2 separate regions of the Mus musculus genome follow, and region 1 is linked to region 2. The links are chromatin loops, found by intact Hi-C in ENCODE. Cell type or tissue: gastrocnemius. All regions are shown on one strand.

Region 1 (8,000 bases), 140 kb before region 2:
GCCCTAGGTCCTAGCATGAGACCCTGTCTCAAACAAGTAAGATCAGCAGTGCCTATGAAATGATACCCAAGGTTGACCTCTGGCCTCCACAGTCATGTGTACACATATGCAGGCACAGTGCACACACATCACATGCTCTCCACAAGAACATATCTCTCTCTCTCTCTCTCTCTCTCTCTCTCTCTCTCTCTCTCTCTCTCACACACACACACACACACACACACACAAGGAACCCAGACAGCCAAGCGACCAATTCCCTCTGCCCTCTTGGGATGGCTCCACAGCTCCACCCTTGAGGAAAGGCTAGCAACCTCTAGTGTTTCCAGTCCTTACAGGGCAAGGGCTGGCATCTCTCTGTGCATATCAGTGGCCTCTGTCACCACCTTTGCAGACTGGAGTATAAGCTCCTATCTGTCCCCTCTGGGGAGTCAATGCCCTCATATACACTCCTGGGGCCTTGAAGACTCCTAACCCCGTTCACATGACCATTCAGCACTGACTGGAGGCCCCAGATCCTGTCTTCTGATTCTGGGAGCCTCGCTTAATCCTTCTCCCACTCCTACCTCTTGAGCAGCTGCAGCAATGACAGGCTGGCTACTGGCTCCCTGACAGCCTTGCTCACCAGTACCTAGGCTGGTTTCCTTCTCTTCCAGCTATAAGCAGTTCTCTATCTCCTCTACCCTTGGGACTCTGCATATAAGAGTCACATCTCTGTCCCGAAAAAAAAAAAAAAAAAAAAAAAGCCACACCATGGGCTACTGACAGATGCAGTCTTTGCTTTCTGAACATATGTCACTCTCAGACAGCCTCTTGCTGCTTCCTGTCCACCAATTATACTTTCTGATGCGTCTTTTTGTCCACTCTGATGTCAACTGCTCTGCATCACTACACCTTTCCCACCGTGACCACACCAGCAAGAAGGCAGCAGGACAGCACCCTGTGAGCAGGAAGACAAGCTGAAGGCCTCGCACAGCAGGGTGCCTCGGGCAAGCCTTAGTTGGAACACGGAATCCCTTCCACAGGCCGAGAGCTAAAGCCTACATCCCCAGGTGGTGGTGCTACTTGGTGGGGGGGGGGGGGGGGGAAGCATTGGAGGAGGCGGGGCTTATACTGGAGGAAGTAGGCCACTGGAAGTGGATCCTTAGAGGTATTTTGTTCCCGGAACCCTTTTAAGGCTCCAGTAAGAAGAAGCTGCTGAGCTGGGGAAGGTGGGGTGGCGCGGACATGACTTCCAAGAGAGGTGGAATATCACCAAGCTGAATCAGGCTAGACTCCAGGATGCAGACTCCCCCACTGCTTGGGGGTGGGGTGCGGATGAGAATTGTCCCGAGCTCCTGGTTCCCATTGTATGTCCTCTACCTTCCCACCCACAGTAGCGTGAGAAGCAGGACAGGGCTTAGACAGTAGAAGCGGCCGAAAGGACCCTGACAATTCACTTGCCACACAGGAAGCCAGCCATCACAGAGAGAAGAGCTGTTCAGGACCCTGAGCTCCACTAGGGACAGATCTGGATCCAAACAGGTTACTTCCTCCCATGTCCATTGTGCAGGTTAGTTTTAATTATCAGCTTGTCACGTCCCAGAGTCACCTGGGAAGAGCGTCTCAGCGAGGAACTGTCTCATTCGGATGGACCTGTGGGCATGTTTGTGGGAGATTATCTTGACAGTGTTAATTGATGTGGGAAGACCCAGCTTAAAAGCGGACAGCACCATTTGAGGCCTGGACTGAGAGTAGAGAAAGCGAAAGCGGGCTGAGCACTACGCGCATGCGCATTCATCCCCCCACCCCATTCCCCCACACCCCAGCCCCACCCCCCGCTCCTGACTGTGGATGTGATGTGACCAGCTGTCTCCGGTGTTCCTGCCCCTGTGATGTCCCCATAGGATGGATTGTAACTCTGGGACCATGAACTGACATAAACTCTTCTAAGTTGCTCTTGTCAGATCTTTTTATTATCACAGCAATAGATGAAACTGAGAAGTGGGGTGGTGATGGTGCACACCTTTAATCCCAGCACCGGGGAGGGCAGAGGCAGGGGGATCTCTAAATTCAAGGCTAGCTTGGTCTATGGATTAATTCCAGTACGGCCAGGGCTACACACACACACACACAAATCCTGTCTCAGAAAAGAGAAAGAGAAGGTGCGCATGCATGCAAGTGAACCTTTGTCATGGGAAGCAGCCGGGGCTCGAAGCTGGAGGCTAAATCAAGACATGTGTCATGATTCTTGGAAGCCCCGGAGGCAAAGATGCTGAAGGCAGATGGATTTGTGGGAAAGTGTGCATCCAGCGGGCTTTGGCAATCCGGTGCCTTCTATCCACGTATCACTGCAGCCTCCATCCATCCCCTGGGTATCCTCAGTGTCCTTATCGCCTGAAGTTAGAGATGTAATTACAGGGCTGTGATGCGGTCTTGTGTGCACACAGTAGAAAGCTTAAAGACCACGCTATAAGTTTGCAAGCTATTTTTAAATGCATGTTTGTGTATGTGCATGTATGTGAGGGTGCATGCATGATCATGTAGAGGCCAGAAGAAACCTCAAGACTTCCTCAAGGATATTGTCACACCTCTCTCTCTCTCTCTCTCTCTCTCTCTCTCTCTCTCTCTCTCTCTCTCTCTGAGATAGAGTCTCCCATTGACCCGGTACTTGCCAATCAGGCTAGGCTGTCTGGCCATCAAGGCCCAAGAGTTAACCTGTCTCCACCTTAAGCACAGATTCAGTACCTGGCTTTTTACATGGGTTTTAGGAATGGGACTCAGGTCCACATACTTTCGAGGCAAGCTTTACTGACTGAGCCCAGCCCACGAGTTTTTTTTTTTCCAGGAAACTTAAAGAGGTTAAGGTCTGTGGTTCAGCAGTAACTGAGGCAGCCACAACTCTCATTCAGACTTGTTTGCCTCAAAATTATACTTTAAAACCCTGTGCTATGAGTGGCTGTGTTGACTCTAGAAGCCTGGGAGAAACAGAAGCCAGGCAAGGTGGCTCAAAAACCAGTAGATGGCGCTGTGGAGCCACAAAAGCGGTCTTTGTGCGTTCCATTCACCGAGGCCAACTGGAGTTTCTAACCCGGGCGGCCGGCAGCAAGTACCAGCTGAGGGTGCACATGGTGGGTGGTGGGTGGGACGCTCATCCATCTCTCTGGGGGGCGATATGAGGGCCCAAACAGGTAGTCAGTGACCTAGAGTAGACATGGCCTAAGAGGTTGTACTGGGGTTTCCTGACCCTATATACGCCCACTAAGATCCCCGACCTGTAACCCCATGAGACAGTCTCCTCAGTCCCCAGCCAAACAAGACACAGTAACTCTCTGAAGTTTGATGGGAGCCAGACTTAGCTTGTCCCCACCCTTGTGGGTGGACATTCCAATGAAGTTGAAGGCACAAGCTTTGAAGCTAAATTCTGGATTACCATAGCTCCACATGGCCTGTTTCTCCCACCCCTGCGCCCACCAGCCACTCCCATCCAGTGTCTCCATGGCACCAAGAAGTCTGGGTCCCAGTGCCCCACCCTCTCCAAACATAGACATTAGCACCCAGCACTCGGATAACAGGTCTTGAGTAAGGATGAGGTGTTGGGGCGGGCAGCAGCTGGGACTGGAGCTGGCTTCCGAGCCTTGTCCCAGAGCCACTGTCTGTGCCCTTTTGTCCTTGACTGCTGTGGAATCCATGATTGTAGTTGGATCATGGGAAGGCCAGGAGGGCGCTGAGGGTCGGAGTGTCAGAGCTACCCAGCCACCAATAGAACCCTGTCTTCTGAGGCAACTGAGCCAGGCTAATAGGCTACACAAGTTGAAGATATAAAAAGAAAGGTATGCCTCGACCCTGTCACGCCACTCTCAGGACACTGGAACCAGTCTCTTCATTCCCCAATCACATCCACACCCACACCCCACCCATACAACCAGCATGGGGTCAGCATAAGAGACCCCACAACAAACTAGGAGCAAGTATGAAGCACGGACGGTGGGCGTGGCTTCAAAAAACTTCACGGGATAGGCCCGTGTCATGTGCAAAATGCTTGACTCCATGGCCCTGAACGGGTATTTAATTCACCAGTAAGTTTATTTTACAGGATCAACTCCAAGCTTATGTTGATACCAGATCATAAACTACACATGCCCCGGAGTCTGTCTTTCTGTCTGTAAGCAGCCACAATTCCCTGGCTCCAACCAGACACTGTGGGGTTCAGGATCGAACCTCACTATTGAAAGAAAGTGGGCTCAGGAAGCTGGAAAGAGTACGTACTTCCCTTCTGAAGGACCCAAGTTTAGTTCTCAGCATCCATACCAGACAGAGCCCTCTTGTGGCCTCTCTGGGTACTGCACTCATGTGCACAGACACAGCCCCTCAAACATGCATTCATTTACATAAAAATAAATTAAAAAAAAAAAGAAATTTAGTGTCAAGACTAAAATGCTGATTCAGTGGGGAGTATGACAGTTCTGGAACCAGTGTTCCAGAAAATTCTAAAATGTCCTCTTTTAACAGTCTCTCCAGGACCTCTTCTCTAGAACTCACAAGCAAAATCTCAGTGATTCCTATTCCACTTTCGTGATTTTTTATTTTAATTAATTTACTTTACATCTCGACCACAGTTTCCCCTCCCCCCTCTCCGTCCAGTCCTCCCTGCCTTGCCTCCACTCCTCCTCCCTTTCTCCTCAGACAAGGGGAGGCCTCCCATGGATACCAACCAACCTCAGCATCTCACGTTGCACTAAGGCTAGGTGCATCTTCTCCTATTGAGGTGAGGTGAGCAGCCCAGTAGCAGGAAAGGGTGTGAAGGGAAATGACAGAGCCAGAGACAGCCCCTGCTCTCACTGTTAGCAGCCCACATGAAGACCAAGCTGCCCAACTGTAACATATGTGCAGAGGACCTAGGTCTGTCATGTTTGTCATTCTATTTTTTATTCTCACTAAGTATACATCCCATCTTTTTTACTAATATCAACGTGTGGATATCCATTTGTTTTCATTTATTTCTTTTTGGAGTGGCAGTGAGCAAAGCCACGGTCCTCACACATGTTCTACGACTGAGATGTGCTCCTAGCCGTACATTTATTTAGTTTTGAGATAGGTCTTCAAGGTGCAGCCCAGGCAGAGCAAAAATAAGGAGAGGGAGACAGTGGTAGAATTCCTGAGTGCCCCAGCAAGGGCTGAGCGGGGCTCACTGATAAACTGCTTTGCCTAGAATCCCCCAGTAAGGGGCTGGGTGTAGCTCAATGTAGACCACTGCCCTAGAACCCCCAAGTAAGTGACTGGGGGCGTGGCTTAATGACAGAGCCCTTACTTACATGTAGCGAGATACAGTCAGCTCCAAAGTTGCTATGGAGTCTCCATAATGGGGGTGCCTCCTGTCAGGCGAGGTCTGTCCCTCTTCTATCACGTTGTCCCACCGTCCTCAGAGGCCCCACCCTCTTGTGGTCAGCAGAAGCTCCCACAGAGATTGCCGCTTGCTCAGACAGCTTCAAACCCCTGGGGTTCATCCTGGAAGGGCCTTCAAAGGCCTTGGCCATTCTTGATTGGGCGCCAAGACAGAATCTGCTCTTGGAGACAATTTAGCCAGCCACATGGGTGGAAAGAATGTCCCTGCTCTCTTAACAGCGACCCCCTCTTGATTTATATGTGGGGCCACTGTCCGAAGGCCCCCGGCGGATGGATCTTGAGTGGAAAATGAGAGGCCGAGAGCCAGGCGTCTGGCTGGGCTAATTATCCTCAATGAGATACAGCTGGTTGGGGGAGCAGGCTGAGGCCCAGGGCAGGGCCAATTCCTTGCCCCAGATCTCTGGGGACCCAAAGGCCTGTTTGGGCTTGCAGCCCATCGCCTCCCAGGTCTGATTAGGGTTCATCAGGCATTCTAGGTGATCCAGTTTGGCCAGTTTTATAAGAAAAAAACAGAAAAGTGGCTTCAGTCTCAGATTCGCTGCTATCCTGAGCCATGATAGTCCCTAAGACGCCAAGATACACTTGAGTTCTTTCTTCATTCTTCTTATGGGACGACTGAAGAGTAGACTGGCCAGGTAGGCTTGGTGAAGCCCAAGGGAGGACTCTGGAACTGAATGCAGTACCAGGTTTGGCCACATGGGGCACATAACTCTGTAGTGGCCTCCATAGGGCCTGGCTGCAGCCCAGCTGCAGGCTGATTCTCTGGATATCCTAGGGTTGAATAGACTCTACCATATACCAAGCCTACATTTGGGGTCTAGGGGCATTGTAGTGATCAAAACTCCACTTGAATCCCAACCTTTTGGACTTAAAATTCCCCAACAGAAGTACCTGGTGGCTCAGTTAGCTGTCTCAGTAGGGAGAAGGTGTTTGTTGTCCATGAGCCTGACAACTTTATCCTAAGGAAGGACAAAAACAACTTCCATATGTGAAACAACTTCCTGACATCCACATGAGCATGCAAACAGGTGTGTGGACATCACACACACACACACACACACACACACACACACACACACACGAGTAATAATACACATTTTTAAGTATCTGATTTTCTGAAAGGGCTTTGACCTATTGCAGTTGTCAGGGCTGAGCTGAGCTGCAACCACATAGCCAGGCTGGAGTAATAGAGTGGAAGAAAGTTCCAAACAGAAGAACTAGCAAAGCAAAGGCCCTGTGTCCAGCGCGAGTGGCACAGACAGTAGAAGTACAGCAAGGTCTTAATCTGGTTTTAGTTGTTTTGCAGCACTGAGGATTGAACCCAGGGCTTTATGTAGACTAGGTGGGTGCTCTTCCACTGAGCCACGCCCCCAGCCCCTCCCTGGGGGATTCTAGGCAGAGGCTCTACCACTGAGCCACGCCCCCAGCCCCTCACTAGGGGATTCTAGGCAGGGGCTCTACCACTGAGCCACACCCCCAGCCCCTCACTAGGGGATTCTAGGCAGGGGCTCTACCACTGAGCCACGCCCCCAGCCCCTCACTAGGGGATTCTAGGCAGGGGCTCTACCACTGAGCCACACCCCCAGCCCCTCACTAGGGGATTCTAGGCAGGGGCTCTACCACTGAGCCACGCCCCTAGCCCCTCACTGGGGGATTCTAGGCAGGGGCTCTACCACTGAGCCACGCCCCCAGCCCCTCCCTGGGGGATTCTAGGCAGGGGCTCTACCACTGAGCCACGCCCCCAGTCCCTCCCTGGGGGATTCTAGGCAGGGGCTCTACCACTGAGCCACGCCCCCAGCCCCTCACTGGGGGATTCTAGGCAGGGGCTCTACCACTGAGCCACGCCCCTAGCCCCTCACTGGAGGATTCTAGGCAGGGGCTCTACCACTGAGCCATGCCCCCAGCCCCTCTCTGGGGTATTCTAGGCAGGGCCTCTCTACCTCTAAGCCACAGCTACACACAAGTTTTAACTGTTCAACTTGAGAGGGGGAGTCTTGTAAGTTCCTCTTGAATTCCATGCAGCTTGAACTGGTTTTATTGATCACCATTGTACTCTGGCTCAGAGAGCAGGGACAGGGAAGATTGAGGATCGAGGAAGTGAATGCCCCTCCCACACACACTTCCTCTTTAACCTGCCGGATCCCCTTTTGACCTCTGCACTGGTTGCCCATGTCCCTAGTGAGCTAGGGCCCCTGCAGTATGGCAGGCCAAGCTGTCAGACAGTCTCAAGTAAGGGGGTGTCAGAGATTGCCTGAGGCTCCCACTCCCTGTAGCCCTGGCTCTGTCTCCTCCTGTGGGACACAAACAGGTTTGACAAGTTTTCGGTGTAGACAGGGCTCCACTCATGACTTCCAGGAAAGTGAGTCTTAGAAAGCAAGGGGCAGCCAGGGCTGTGGTAGAGGAAGGATTCTTCTAGCAGCCTCAGCCTCTTCTCTAGTGGACCACTCAGTTGTCTCCCAGGCCAAGAGCTGCAGGCTGATGGGAGAACCTCTCTTGCCCCCTCTCCTGAGAGAATGGCAAAGGATTCCTATTTCCTAAGTCTGTCTGTCTGACTGTTTATCTGCCTTGCCCTCTCCCCTCCCCACCTCCCGTTGCTTTCCTTATTGGAGATAGGATCC
Region 2 (8,000 bases):
TTAGTGCCAAATTGTTCTGGAAGGCAGTCACAGCATGGGAGAGCACACACACACACACACACACACACACACACACACACACACTCACACACTCACACATACACACACACTCACACACACCTCTGTTATTCACAATGTTTTGATGTAAAGAAAAGGCATTTACAAATCTGAAGTGTTTCAAAACTTCAAATTTATAAATTTGTCTGGTCTCAGATATTTGTGAATTAAAGACATTGACAAATTCTTTGAATAAATACCTTGAGATAATTTTAACCCACCCCCCCTCTCTTTTTTGGTTGGTTGTTTTCTGAGTAGCTCAGGCTGTCCTGGAACTTCCTCCATAGATCAGGCTGGCCCTGAACTTAGAGATCGACCTGCCTCTGTCTCCTCAGTGCTGGGACTAATGGAATGTGCTGCCACTGACCAGCTGAAGTTCTATATTTGTAAAGTTCAGATTTTTTCCCCATATGATTTACTATGTATAGGAATCATTTGTTCTACCATCTACAGCCATGCCTTTATAACAGTGAATACATTATGGTGTGATTTTTAGTTGAATTTTATTTTTAACTCTATGTTTGTGTTTTTCTATGTAGGGTATGTGAATAAGTGTGTAGGTGCCTTCAGAGGTTAGAGTCATTGATCGGAACCCCTGGAGCTGGCATAACAGCTGGTTGTAAGTTGCCTGCCTGACATGGATGCTGGGAGCTGAACTCAGGTCCTCTGTAAGAGCAGCAAGTAGTCTCAGCCATTGAGTTGGCTTTTCTGCTCCCGTGGTGTAGTTTTTAAAGTTGTGCATTGTTTATGGTTAGAAGAAAAAATTTCACTTCTTTATCATTAGTGTGCATGTATGTATGTATGTATGTATGTATGTATGTATGTATGACATGTATGTGGGCATATGTGCCATGGCACACATGTGAAGTATGCATGTATGTGTGTATGACATGTATGTGGGCATATGTGTCATGGCACACATGTGAAGGTTAAACACAGTTTTTGGAGGTAGATTGCTCCAGTCACCTTGTGGGGCTTAGGGATCAAACTCGGGTTGTCAGGGCTTTTAGGGCAAGTGCCCTAAGCCACTAAGCCATCTCCTAGACTCTGCAGTGTTTCTAGTTGGATAGAAACTATTTAAAACCAGTTCTACTTTGGGTGTTAGAATAATAAGGAAAAGAATTAAGGCTTTGGAATGAGTAGCTTCACGGTTTTCCTTTGACACATATAGTTTAGAAGATTTTGGGGTTACTATGATGATTTTAGTCTGGTAAAGATTCCATATTATTACTCCATGTTTCTTGGAGAGAAAATGTATAGGGGAACAAATAAGAAATCAGTCCATAAAGATTGTTTCCCCCCTGAGAGATTAAGATTCTTTGAGGGAGCTTTCGTCTTGTTTTAAATAATGCCCTTCAATATGAGACATTTTTCAGTTTAGAAGAAAATCTTTCTTTTAGATAAGGTCTCGATTTGTAACTCTGGCTAGTCCTGACCTCAAGGTGTAGCCCAAGATGTCCTTGGATTTGTGACAGTCCTCCTGCCCCTGTCTCTCCTGGCTGAGTAGATAACAGGAATGCACCACCAAGCCCAGCTTGGAAAGCATTTCCTGACGGCTGATTCTTTTGAGGTGTCAGGTGCAGTTTAAAAGAACAGTGACTCCATTTGAGTCTGTCTTTAAAGACTCACACACTTGCATTTTGGGGAATATACTTAGGAAGGCTCAGTTTTGCAAGTATCACCCTACAGAGACTCACCAACTTTCCCCTTAATGGGTTTTATAAACTAAGCATGGATGCCATCCAGGGGAGACTCTTCAACCGGAGCAGAATAAGGAATGTTTGAGGTATGTTACAATGTTTCTTAGAGTTACTGCAACCACAATAGATTCTTGCAGATCCTTTACTGTTATTACTTGCCATTGTTGTTGGTCTTTGAGGCTGGGTCTCATAGAACAAGGCTGTCCTTGAATTCCCTATACATGACCATGAAAGTCTCCTCCTGCCTTTGCCTCCCGCTGGGGTGGCAGGTGTGCACCACCATGTCAGCTAACCCTATTTTATTTCACTGTTTTGGGTAATAATACAAGATCCACGGGGAAGAAACTGAGGATTTCTGGGCTCCTGCATCACCTACACAGTTTCCCTCTCTGGTGCTAAGCTGAAAAATAAAGGTACTAGGAATGGCTATCGTTTTGATCAGCTCTCTCGTTGGATGACAGGGGACTTATTTTGGGAAGCTTGGGATGGCAATTAGTCATGCATTGGGAACTGTGAGCGCTCTTCCCCTAAAGGGAGAAGCTAGACATTAAACAGAATGACTGAATGCCTCTGGATTGTTTTTCTTATGCTTCATTCAAAGTCATATCAATTATATGTGAAGCTTTTTTTCCTGCGTCAGAGCCATCCGTTCTCACAGTGGATTCTAGAAGGATGTGATCACTCATGTGTTGTCTTTGTGGGTGTCGATGGAGATAGAAGTCTTTAAACCCTTCCATTTAAAAAATATTTTAAGCAGTTCGTAACTTTGTAAATCCACAACATTCAGACACCAGTGGTCGTCCAGGTTTTACAGTACTTTGGGTGAGCATGAACTTGCAAGAAAAAACTAGTCTTTGAAATGCTTATAATTTGCTCTTTATTAAATTTTATTTATTAATTATGATGACGATGTGTGTGTGTGCCTGGTGTGTGCAGTGGGACACACGTCCCAGCTAGGGGGTAGACATCAGAGGACAATTCTATGGAGTCTCTTTTCCCTTCCTCCACGTGGATTTTGAGAATGGAACTCAAGCACACTTGTACAGCAAGCACTTTACCCACTGAGCCACCCCACCATCTCTAAGTTGTTCGTTTATGACTATACTTGTTCTAAACATCTTAAATGCGTTCTTTAAAATCTTGTCACAAGTCTTTGCATTATTATTTCATTCACTCAAGATAATTGTTGATTAGTGAATTATCTTTTGAAATGAGAACATTTTATTCCACTAGAGAAGTTATCTTAATTTTTTTTCTCCCCTCTTCCTGGCCGAGGGCAATAAAGTCTGTACAACCCCCAAACTCTGTTAGGAGAAATCTAAAATTTATTTAAATAAAGCTTAAGCTCTGGGCCTCCCAATGTCAGCCAGGTTAACATGCAAAAGTATAAACATAACTAGAAACGGAACAATTGTATTTAATACCCGTCAAACTTATATCTAAAATATTGCCATGGATTCAGAACTCTGAATTCCAACCAGATGTCTTTCCCCACTATTACACAGGTCATATATATTTCAGTTTTTAAAGTTCAAACCCAGGGGATCGACAGCATAATTAGATTGAGAACATCTGTGGTAAATCCATACCATTTCTCCGATCGTTCCCCACGAGAGGAAATTTGCTTGTTTTAATGCTCCTGCCCATTTTGTCTAGCCACCTTTAGGTCAAATTTTGCCGTTCTTGCTGGCCACCGCACAAACGTAGATGGCCTTTAAAATGCAAGATAGGGAGAAACGGGTAAGCTCTAGGAAGCTTTAGGTGGCAAAGGAATTGCTTCCCGCCTGGATCTCGGTCAGGGTGTGGCCAAGTACGAGGAGCTGGGGTGGGCACGAGCATTGGGGCAGTGGTGTGTGTGTGTGTGTGTGTGTGTGTGGGGGGGGGGGGTACCCTGAGGACCCGAGTGTCGGGGAGCCGCTGCCCTCTACTGGGCGGTGCGAATGGAGCTGCAGCACGGGCGCCCGCGCGTTCCGGCTCCGGCGCCTGACTCCCTTGCAGCTCGCGGTCACCCGAGGTCCGCAGTGTCCCGCCTGGCGCCGCGTCACGGCATCCAGACTTGAGGTTGGCTCTGCGCCTCCTGACGCCCGCGCGCTCCCACGCACCTGCTTCGGGTGGCTTCTGCCCCTCAAAGGCTGCGACTTGGGAGTGCAGCCCGGTCCCGACCGCTGCATGGACACAGAGGCTTTTGGGTGCAGTTGCAAGACCCGGGAACACTTGTATTCTTTAAATCTCGGGGGGACTTTCATTTCCAACCTCGTTCTCCAAAAATATCGATCTCACCGCAACCGAATAACGCTAAGCCCTCAAACTTGGCTCAGAGAGCAATTATTTTCTACTGTCATGTTTGGTGTTCCATACAGACGTTATTTACATATAATTTTCAAGATTAAGGAATTTAGGGATTTGTCTTAACTAATTACACGTTCACCGAAGTGCAGCAAAGTGAAAACACTGTGTTCCTACTGTAAACGCAAACTCTCTGGTGTGAATAAATCCATTAAAGATGACGATCCTGAAACGCGTGCTTTGGGTCTAGAAGGAAATGTAAAGAGAACTTCCTTCCCCCCACTCCCGGTTTAAATGTGAGCGTTTTTGTTTTTTTTTTTTTTTCTTCTTCAAAACTTAGGAACGAGCGCTCAGTTTCAAGTGCACTGCACGCTCTCAAACTTTCTGCCTGCAAAGACGGAGGCGCGGAGTTGTGTGAACCCCAGAGGAAGTTTCTGGGGTTGTGTCGCAGAAGCATGGTTGGGACAGAGTTGTGCTCCAAGACTTGCCCCAGTCCTGGCGGACGCTGGAGCGGCTCTGAAGGGTGGGGAGGCCGTCGCCACTCGCTGATGTGTCCCGGTGCAAGTTGGGGATTGCAACGGAATGTGTAGGACGTGAATGGGAGTCGCGGCGGCAGCAGCCGCAGGCTCCAAGGCTTGGTGGTCAACCCCCTCCGCCCCCTTTACCACGACACAATTGCACTTCCTTGAATATGAAACACTGTTCACGACCGCTGTGGTCTGGAGGTCCCCCAGCTGGAGCGCATAGGGGAGCGGAGTGAGGTCACCCGCAGCCCCGGCGCGCGGGCTGGCCGGTGGGGTCCCGACCGCCGGCTGTGCAGGTGGGCTCCGCTCGCTCCACCGCGCGCACCGTGCGAAAGAGCGCAGCGCCCGCGCCCCGCTGCCGCAGCGCAGCCCACTGTCCTCAGGCGCGCAGAGCGAGGGGCACCTTATCCTAAAGCGCTGGCCACCGGCGACCGCGACCTTCCCGGGGGCGGGGGTGTTGGGGAGGGAGGGCGCCCTTTAGGTGAGCTGCGGGGTCCGGAGGAGACCCCGCAGCGCCCCCTCGAGGCCGGGCCGCCGTAGGGTCGCAGCGCGGCCTGGGAGGGGGGCTTGTGGCGGGGCGCGCGGGAAAAAGGGTGAGGGGTCGCGAGGGCCCCGGATGCCCGCGCTCGGGCTGTGGAGAGAGAGCGCGGCGCGCGCGCGTCAAGGCTGCCGCCGCCGCCGCCGCCGCGTTTCCCTCAGGCTTCGGACTCCATGGCTGAGGCGGTGGCGGCGGCGGCGGCGGCAGCGGCGGCGGCGCCGTGAGGAGGAAGGAGTCCGCGTCCGCGGTGGCTGAGGCGGCGGCCGGCTCCAGGCCGGGTTTTGGCGCCCGCCCGCCTGCTGCCTCCTGGCGGCTCCTGAACTCCAGCCCCCTCTCTATCAGCCTCTCACTCCGTCTCAATATGTCTCAAGATGGCGGCCAATGTGGGATCGATGTTTCAATATTGGAAGCGCTTTGATTTACAGCAGCTGCAGGTCAGGCTTCTCGGCGCTCGGCCTCGCGCCCGGGGGGTGAGGGCTGCGGGCGGTCGCGGCCTCCCTCAGGAAGGAGGGTGACACTCCGGGCTGCCAGGGCCCTGGCGGGGGTGCTGAGGCGACGGGGGAAAGCAGGAGGGGGGTGCCGGGAGAAGAGCGGGGCCGAGTCGGCGGCGAGTCCCTCGGGCTCCCCGGCTCTCATTGATCACTCGGCTTGATCAGAAATTGATCCTCTTTGTTCAATTCATCGATCAGCCCAAGATGGCGCCGGAGCCGCCAGCCGCCACCAACATCTTTGCCCCCCGGTGTCTGCCCCCTTCAACCCCGGAGGGTGTCTTCCTCCCCACCATCATCGCCATCATCATCCTCATCGTCCTCTCCGCCGCCGCCGCCTACCCCGCGCGCTGTCGTTGTCGCGGGACCCTGGTGGAGAGGAGGGGGGAGCGGCGGTCCCCCCCCCCCACGGGGGCTCAGTGGGAACTCGCGCGCGCTAAAGAGGGGGACGCGCCACGGGGTGGCTCTGGAGGGGTGGCAGGGCTGCAAAGAAGGGGAGCTGCGGGACGCTAGTCCCCCTCGCGCCAGTCACGTCCTTCCTTCCCCCCGGCTCAGCCCCGTCGTATTCCCGGGGAAAGTTTGTGGGGAGTTGCTGGTGGGGGGTGAAGCGCCTGTCTCTCTCTCTCTCTCTCTTTCCTCTGTCTCCTGGAGGAGAGAGTCGCGGACCGCCGCCGCCGCCGCCGCCACTGCCCCGCCGGCGCGGCGGAGCTGGAGCTGGTGGCGCTGTGGTGCCGCCGGCTCCGGGGGAGGGTCAGATCGGCCACCGGCGGCTGGCGGCGGTGGCGGCGACGGCCAGGCTGGCGGGTGGCCCCTTGTCGTGAAGACGGCGGGTGGCTTGGAGCTCCTGGCTGCTCCTTGATCGTTCCCCTTGGGCCCAGCTGCCACCATTCCTCTTTCCACTACTCCCGTAAGGGATTGTCAACCGGTGTCGCCCCGGCCAGGGCACCGGCTACCCGGTGTGGCGGGTCCCTCCCCCACCCCGTTTGTTTACGTCCCGGGGCCAACCCGCAAGCCCCGCGCTCTTTTGTGTGTCTTCTGCGTGAAAGTGACTGCGGAGCTGGATCTGTCCCCCTTTTTTGCGCCCGGGGACTTCCCCGGGAAGGGGTTGTGGGGGAAGCTTTGGAAGGGAAAAACTTGGCTTGCGGGGGGACACCGGTGGGTCGCGCAGAGTGCGGGATCGGCCCGGGAGAAGGGAAAAGGTGCGGGAGAAAGGCTGCAACTTTCCACCGAGCGCAGGCCGCTGCGTGACCCGGTCTCGGAGCGCTTTTCCTCCGGGGTCACCGATCGGTGCAGCCAGACTTAGCTGCGTGTCTCAGGGACTTCCAGGGCTCCCCCCTCGGTGACCGATAGCTTGCATCACTCCAGCCCCTCACTCTTTTTCGCGAGGGGTGTGTTCTGTCCTCTCTGCAAAGGGGCCCCAGGAGTTATGGAGCGCGCGTCAGGTCCGCTCCGAGCTGCCTTCTCCAGCCCGGTTCTCGAAAGCAAAGCCCCGGGGGCCCCGCTGGACTGTAAGGAGACTGATTGTGGTTCCTCGTCGCCTCGAGGGGATGGTATCGGGGCTTCCCAATCCGCGGCGGAGCTGCCTGCGTGCCCAGAGGATGCTATTCTGCCTGCCACCCCTCATCGGAACCAGCTGCTCGCCCTCGGGGTCCTCCCTGCTAGTGCTAGCTCCGCGTTCGCGGCGCCTGGACAGCCCCAGGATTCTGCCAGGTGGATGTTGTGCGTAGCCGGAGCCAAGTTGAAGGTGAGCGGCAAGTGAGCCCTCAGAGCTTTGATCACTGGGAACACCAGAGAGATGGGACAGTCTTGTGGTCCATAGAGGCAGCCTTGCCCTCTGTGTGTGTGTGTGTGTGTGTGTGTGTGTGATCTTCCATAACATCTCTAGGGAACCGCCTTTGCTCCCAACTCTAAAGTGTGCTTGAACATGAACTTGAGTGAACTTTTCTAAGCCGGAGGACTGGTGATATTTATTAACCCACAGCACCCTTAGGAGTCTGAAACAAACGAACTCCACATGTAGGCCTGCAGGAAAGGAAGGCGATTGGATTGAAACATCTATAGGTGGAGTGAAACAACTTAACTGTGCTTGCTTTTTCTGCTCTTGCCTACGTGAGGACGATAAGGCAGACTCATGCTCGTTATGAAATTTCCTCCCATTGCTCTCTTAACTAGGAAGACTATGTGAAATATGTATTTCTGATAAGATTAAAGCTTAAAGAAGTTTTGAGTATTTATTGACTAAAATGGATTACACCATAGTCTATTGTGTAAATTAGATTCCTGAATGTAATGAACACCGCCGGATGGCATTTTTTGATTAATTGGTCTACCCTATTTTAGTAAAAATAGCTCCCTTTTACCATAATTTAATTCCTGTGCTTACTGTAAAACCCGTTGTGGAATTTTA

The links. Peaks named below come from ENCODE experiments on the same cell type or tissue, not always from the same donor. Only the 100,000 strongest peaks of a DNase experiment are listed, where the experiment ranks them.
Region 1: a loop joins it to region 2, with 5 times the contacts of the local background. A loop is called at or near these places in 7 of 42 quality-filtered maps.

The regions. Positions count from the first base shown.
Region 1 is chr5:136,702,030-136,710,029 of GRCm38, reverse strand. No RefSeq gene overlaps it. Among named protein-coding and RNA genes, the nearest start is that of Myl10, 12 kb to the right of the region's middle. In gastrocnemius, CTCF peaks have their summits at 4,309 (motif pointing left) and 6,070; DNase peaks (open chromatin) are centred at 962, 3,014, 4,288 and 6,077.
Region 2 is chr5:136,564,717-136,572,716 of GRCm38, reverse strand. It overlaps Cux1 (cut-like homeobox 1), which reads left to right and starts at 5,227. Exons shown (of 23, transcript NM_001291234.1): 1 at 5,227-5,539. The coding sequence starts at 5,477. In gastrocnemius, CTCF peaks have their summits at 3,703 (motif pointing left), 5,141 and 6,296; DNase peaks (open chromatin) are centred at 5,634, 6,243, 6,804, 7,130 and 3 more places; H3K4me3 peaks cover 4,522 bases; H3K27ac peaks cover 3,618 bases.